2 separate regions of the Homo sapiens genome follow, and region 1 is linked to region 2. Evidence: chromatin contacts called from ENCODE POLR2A ChIA-PET data. All regions are on one chromosome and are shown on one strand. Each heading gives the region's core, a stretch centred on a gene start or an enhancer-like site at or near the end of the contact. The rest is flanking DNA. Distances are from core to core; before and after follow the strand shown. Region 1 overlaps EPHX1 (epoxide hydrolase 1). Region 2 has its middle 22 kb from the start of SRP9.

Region 1 (2,894 bases), core at 2-2,501, 58 kb after region 2:
ACTAGCTCAGTCTGTAAGTGAGGGGACTCCTGAGCTTTCTGCGGCCTTCTTCCCAATTCCAGGAAAGGAAGGACCTTCCACAGAAAATAACTACTCAGCAAGACAGCCAGGGTGAACCTCAGCACCATCTGTGACAAGCCACATGCTCTCTGCGTGATGCCTCCTGCCTCTCAGCTGTGCCTGAAGCACACTAGCTGGCATGGACTTACGCGGCTGGGAACATCTTCAGGAAGCCCTGAATGAGGGCTCTGTGGGCAGAGGGACCTTTGCAGAAAGGGCATCTTGACCACTGCAGGAGGTGGAGTGACTCTCCTGGGGTGTCCTGGTTCCTGCCTGATGTCTTAAGCATAACTGGCATTTTCAGGGAGCCCAGGTTCACCAATGCACAGTGCCCCTCCTGTCGACCTGATACCCAGGCTTGGTGATTGCTCACCTGGCACCTTGATTCCCGTTCTGGTATCTTGGCCCAGGCCCAGACATGTGAAAGCAGGGGCTACCGAGATTCATTTCTCAGTTCTTACGCCAAGAGGTTCAACCACATGGATCACAGCTGGGTGTACCAAATAAGGGAGGACCAAGCATGAGCTGGTCACCCCTGCTGAAGAAGTAGCTCGAAGCCCACCCACTCGGGGACAGAGTGGGCACAGATGGGATAGACAGATAGTGATTCGAGGGGTGCCTAGGATCTCATACTGAAAACCCACCTCTGCTAGGGCCATAAATCCCATCAACAGCAATTCATTCCTTTGAGAGGTAATACAGTGATGTGGGAAGAGGATTGGGCTGGAAAAAAGACTTGGCTCATGTCCCAGCTCTGCCATTAATGTGTCCCCTCTCTGGACCTCATCTGTAAAATGAGGTTAGGCTCAGCGATCTGCAGGCCTTCTTGCAGCTCTGCTATGTGATGATTCTGTGGCAAAGTCTGAAGGGATTTCAGGAAAGGAATGTGTAGGAGGGAAACAGTAAGTTTTGAAGGGACTCAGTGGGCCCTGTAGCCTCTGCTGGGTCCAGTGAAGACACTTCAACTAGAGTGAAGGCCCTGGCCACAGGGTAGGGGAGGCAAAATCTTAAGAGTTCAAGAGCCCTGAGTCAAGGCAGGAGGGTCACTGCCCAGCCCAGCTGGCCCCCTGGGCTGCCTGTGTGTGGTTCTTGACCCAGACCTAGTGGCTTAGGAGCAGAGTCTCCAAGGGGCTGTGGGATAAGGTGGGGATTGCAGGAGGGAGAAGGCACCCCAGCAGTTCCCCCGTTAGGGGACCAAAGCGTTGCCAAGGATCCAGCCACACCCCTCTCCTGAGGAGGGAGGAGCTGGTGGGCGCTCCAGGAAGAGCTTCCTCTCAACAAGGAGAAAACTGCGCAATCCAATCCTCCGTTATATAACTGAGCACACGATTGTGCAAACCAAGCTCACACTGAGCAGCCTCCCCTATTGTCAAGGTTTATTTACTTTCCCAGGGGAAGTCATAGTTCATCCTTTCTCAGCAGAAAGCAGCCATTTGACTGCCACAGCCTGACCTACGGCATTCCAGGAGATGGGTTCAGAGACCTGGTGTGGAGTCCTCATGCCCACCCGCCCTGCTGTCTGTGTCTTTCCGTCTGTTGCCTGGTGGGTGGGTGTGGTTTAGTGCATGGTCCAGCCCCCGCACAGCCACACCCATTAGGCTCTCCAAGGCCTAACTGAGCAAGCTTGCAGAAGAGGGGAAAGTGTTCTTTTCTCTGAGGAGTTAAAGAGACTTCTGGAAAATTCTCCAGCTACTCCACAAACTAGGATCACAGGCCTTGTTCTTAGGTCGGGAGCAGGAGTTTTTGCTGCCTTTAGCATTTGGGAAGTTTGATGAATAGAGACTGAATTTGAATGTCTTTTTGGTACTTAAGAGCTGGATTAACTACTTCACATATCTGAGCTTCATTTTTAATTCTTTTTAAAACAGAAAAAGTGGCTGGGCAAGATGGCGCACACCTGTAATCCCAGCATTTTGGGAAGCTGAGGTGGGTGGATCACTTGAGCCCAGGAGTTCTGAGACCAGCCTGGGCAACAAAGTGAGACCTCGTCTCTATAAAGAATAAATTAGCTGGGAGTGGTGGAGCACACCTGTAATCCCAGCACTTTAGGAAGCTGAGGCAGGAGGATCTCTTGAGCCCAAGAGTTCAAGACCACCCTGGGCAACATAGCGAGACCCTGTCTCAAATAATTTTTAAAAAGAAAAACTACCTCTTCTTAAGATGGTTGTAGTATGGGAGATGGTGTGTTTAAGTCTTCCCACCCCAGTGTCACAGCTCAGGGCTTCTCTAGCCTTCCTCACAGCGGTTGGGGGTGCCCAGACACATCCTGAAGTCTAGGCCGTGTTCTGAGTGTCTCTGCCACGGGCCCGCCTGGCTGGCTTTAGTCCAGGAGCAGCCTGGACTGTGACTCTTGAAGGCTGTGGGAGGCTGGTGACCGGGAGCAGGAGGTCTCAGTGCATCCCTGAAGGGTCAGAGAGCCATGCCGTGAGAGGCCAGGAGCAGGCAGCCATTGGCCCTCCAGCCCTCACCAAAGGCCACCACCTCAGCTTGTCCTCTGGCAACTCAGCCTGGGAATTTGCTTTCCCTGTGGAACGAGAGACACTGGCCGCATTGAGGGGTGACTTTCCGGTCCTACAAAATTGTAGCCCTCTTTCTGCTAGAACTGGTGAGACTTGGCTAATTTCGGAGAGACTTTAGGAAAGTAAGAGAAATACATTGGTCCCAGTGCCAAGCCCCAAGGCCATCTTTCCAGGTATGGGTATATCCTGCAGTGATAAGAGAAGACTGACTCTTACCAGCTCTTTGGGGGAAATGAATATACTTTCCCACGTTCCAGTTTTTCTGGCTGTGGCAGGACCTGTTTGCTGCCAAGTTGTTCCTGTGGGGAAACAGCA
Region 2 (3,261 bases), core at 370-2,869:
CCCGGCCAAGAAAAGCAGATTTCTTTATCACACAATGTTGCAGAGCCTCCAAGAGCCAAAGTGCATTGTGAATCTGCACAAGACTATGAATGTATGCAGCAGATTCCAGATTTAACCATGAAATAGCCCCTCCTCCATGCCCTTTTTCTCATAAGCAATACAAATTAGCATCTTTCTAGAATTGTAGTCCCAGAGAGTCTAAATAGTCTGCTTAGATGGCAAAAAAAAAAAAAGGGTGCTCAAGCCTCACTTTCTCCAACATTTTCCCCAAAAGTCCAGCCCATAGTGGATCTCTTTTCCTTAGATTTTCAAAAGAACTTTGGTATCGTCAATTTAGCACCCAACTCCCGTCTGTCTTCTGCTTGTTTATATAGTTCCATGTCACTCATACCACCCCAGCTTGGTGCAGAACATATAGCAAGTGCTCACTAACGACAAATTACATAGTTATTAAATATGCTTTTTAAAATATTTATTTATTTATTTATTTTGAGACGGAGTCTAGCTCTGTCACCCAGGCTGGAGTACAGTGGCATGATTTTGGCTCACTGCCACCTCCACCTCCCAGGTTCAAGTGATTCTCCTGCTTTAGCCTCCTTAGTAGCTGAGATTACAGGCGCGCACTACCATGCCCGGCTAATTTTTGTATTTTAGTAGAGAGAGGGTTTCACCATGTTGGTCAGGCTGGTCTTGAACTCCTGACCTCAGGTGATCTGCCCTCCTTAGCCTCCCAAAGTACTGGGATTACAGGCATGAGCCACCACATGGGGCCTAAATATGGTTCTTATCTGCTTCTTTTTTTTTCTTTTTTTGAGATGGAGTCTTGCTCTGTCTCCCAGGCTGGAGTGCAGTGGCGTAATCTCGGCTCACTGCAAGCTCTGCCTCCTGGGTTCGCGCCATTCTCCTGCCTCAGCCTCCCGAGTAGCTGGGAGTACAGGCACCTGCCACCGCGCCTGGCTTTTTTTTTTTTTTTTTTTTTTTTTTTTTTTTGTATTTTTAGTAGAGACAGGGTTTCACCACTTTAGCCAGGATGGTCTCAATCTCCTGACCTCGTGATCCCAAAGTGCTGGGATTACAGGCGTGAGCCAACGCGCCCGGCTTATCTGCTTCTTATCTCGGGTAAGAGCAGAGCCTGGACTCTGGAGCCCGGAGTGCAGATACTGGCTCTGGCTTATCAACTGTGCAACTTTGGGAAGTTACTTAACCTCTCTGTTTCGTCATTTGTACCTTAGAATGTTGCTGTGAGCGTTAAACTACAGTGCCCAGCACACAGTAACAGTTTAATAGATGTTAGCTGTTTTTATTGCTACTCCTAAGTGTGTTCTACACCTGGTCACCAAGCAAAGGACAGAGCATGGCCAGTGCATGGAGAATCAGATTTCAAGGGCAGCCCATAACATGCTCACAAAACACAGGGATATTGTTTGTTTATCTCTTCTAAGATCTCAAGGCACTTAAAAGTCTCAACTTATCAGTTTTCACAGGACTTTCCTGACATAGGTTGGAATCCATTATAGTCACCCTAGGGAGGGGTTAATGACCTGCTCAAGGTTACTTGCCAGGGTCAACCACAGGCTAGGAATAGAAATTGGCTCTGCAGTCACCCCTTTGTCTTAGTAACTTCCTCCCTATGTGGTTTTGGCAAAGACAAAACACCCAGGAGTGATGCAGCAACTGGAATGAAGGTCAAAGAACAGCATCTGGGTTTAGCACGGCCTTGATGAGGCCTTTTTTCCCTTCATCCTCCCACAAGCAGGCTTGTATATCCAGCAGCCTCCTGTCCCTCTTTAAGCACCTCAAAATAGTATTCCTTGACCTCCTTTCATCCAGGAGATGCCAAGGAGGGCAACGCAGATGCATCCGAGATGCCAAAGAAAGGCTTTCACACACAAAGTGACTCCCTGCCCTTGGATGTGTTTGCATCCTCACATCCTTCTCATCCCTACGTTCCTACTACTGCAGTCACACCAGCTCCTAGGCTCTGCCTTGGACAGAACCCAGTTTCCTGGAAGGAACAAGTTCTCTGCAGTCGGCCCCCTGCCCCAGCATCCAGGGACCACATTGGCCACAGTCCTATTTACAGCTTCCAAAGCAGTCAAGTACAGAAAGCCATGTAACAAAGCGTCTGAGAAGACCTATCCTGGTGTGTGTTTTCAATCACCCCTCTGCCTTCCCTCTCCAGTTACTCAGATCTCCTTGCTTTCAAAATGAGAACAGTGAATTATTTATGGAGTAACATACTGCACTCAGGGTCTCCCATGATCACGCAGATTGTGACCGCCCTGGGGAATTTACTGCCTAAGTCATTCGGAGAGAATGGGCAAATGGGGCATAAGGTGGCAAGTAAGTGACAGTGACATAAGTTGGGGCTCCCTGGCCCTACGACTGGTTGGGAGAAGTGGTATGAGGAGGTGACAGAGGACAAAGGGAGAGTCTGGTCTTCCTAAATCCCTGGTGGTAGCGATATGGAAGCAGGTGGGAAAAATATAATGAAAATATAAAAGAAACAATGAATTCCTGACCAAGCTGTCAGATAACCTCTGTTGTCACAACACAGGCCTGGAGTGACTACTGGGGAACCAAAACGTTCAGCTCTCTGCTTATGGTGAGAAGCATGCATAGGTAGATGACGGCTAGCAGTCTATCCAGGGCTGAGACCCCAAGCCTAGGGATTCTATCCTTCATTACCCACTTATTACCTCCAGCACCACTGGCCACTTCCTTCTTCTTCTTCTTCAATTTCTTTTTTTTTTTTTTTGAGATGGAGTCTTGCTCTGTCACCCAGGCTGGAGTGCACTGGGGCAATCTCGGCTCACTGCAACCTCTGCCTTCTGGGTTCAAGAGATTCTCCCACCTCAGCCTCTCAAGTAGCTGGGATTATAGGCACCCGCCATCATGCCTGGTGAATTTTTGTATTTTTAGTAGAGACGAGGTTTTGCCATGTTGGTCAGGTTGGTCTTTAACTCCTGACCTCAGGTGATCTGCCCAGCTCGGCCTCCCAAAGTGCTGGAATTACAGGCGTGAGCCACTGCGCCTGGCCCAGTTCCTTTTTTCATACAAACGTTTTGCTCATTATTTCACTTGCAGGGCTTCCTGACTGCTCTTTATTGCTCTTTTTGTAGAGAATATCAAGAGGTATCTTTCCCTGGGTCTCTGACTTCTAACGTCTTACAAAATATGGCAGAATAGAGAAGAGATATACACAGTGCTGATTTTACAAGGGAATGTGCTAGAATGTTGTCCTGGAACTATGTTCTTATG

Evidence for each region. ChIA-PET counts read pairs that join two places held with the same protein, here RNA polymerase II (POLR2A).
Region 1: POLR2A ChIA-PET joins it to region 2 with 14 read pairs in RWPE1. The contact joins two enhancer-like sites. POLR2A ChIA-PET finds 5 or more read pairs at or near these places in 8 of 52 experiments (AG04450, BJ, HEK293T and 5 more).

What each region holds. Positions count from the first base shown.
Region 1 is chr1:225,812,185-225,815,078 of GRCh38, forward strand. All of the region lies in intron 1 of EPHX1 (epoxide hydrolase 1), which reads left to right. Among named protein-coding and RNA genes, the nearest start is that of EPHX1, 3.5 kb to the left of the region's middle. Within about 2 kb of position 1,252, at least 26 of the 41 ENCODE cell types and tissues checked have a DNase peak (open chromatin) inside an H3K27ac peak, as active enhancers do; they include PC-9, where a contact is called at or near this core.
Region 2 is chr1:225,753,894-225,757,154 of GRCh38, forward strand. No RefSeq gene overlaps it. Among named protein-coding and RNA genes, the nearest start is that of SRP9, 22 kb to the right of the region's middle. Within about 2 kb of position 1,620, at least 10 of the 41 ENCODE cell types and tissues checked have a DNase peak (open chromatin) inside an H3K27ac peak, as active enhancers do; they include PC-9, where a contact is called at or near this core.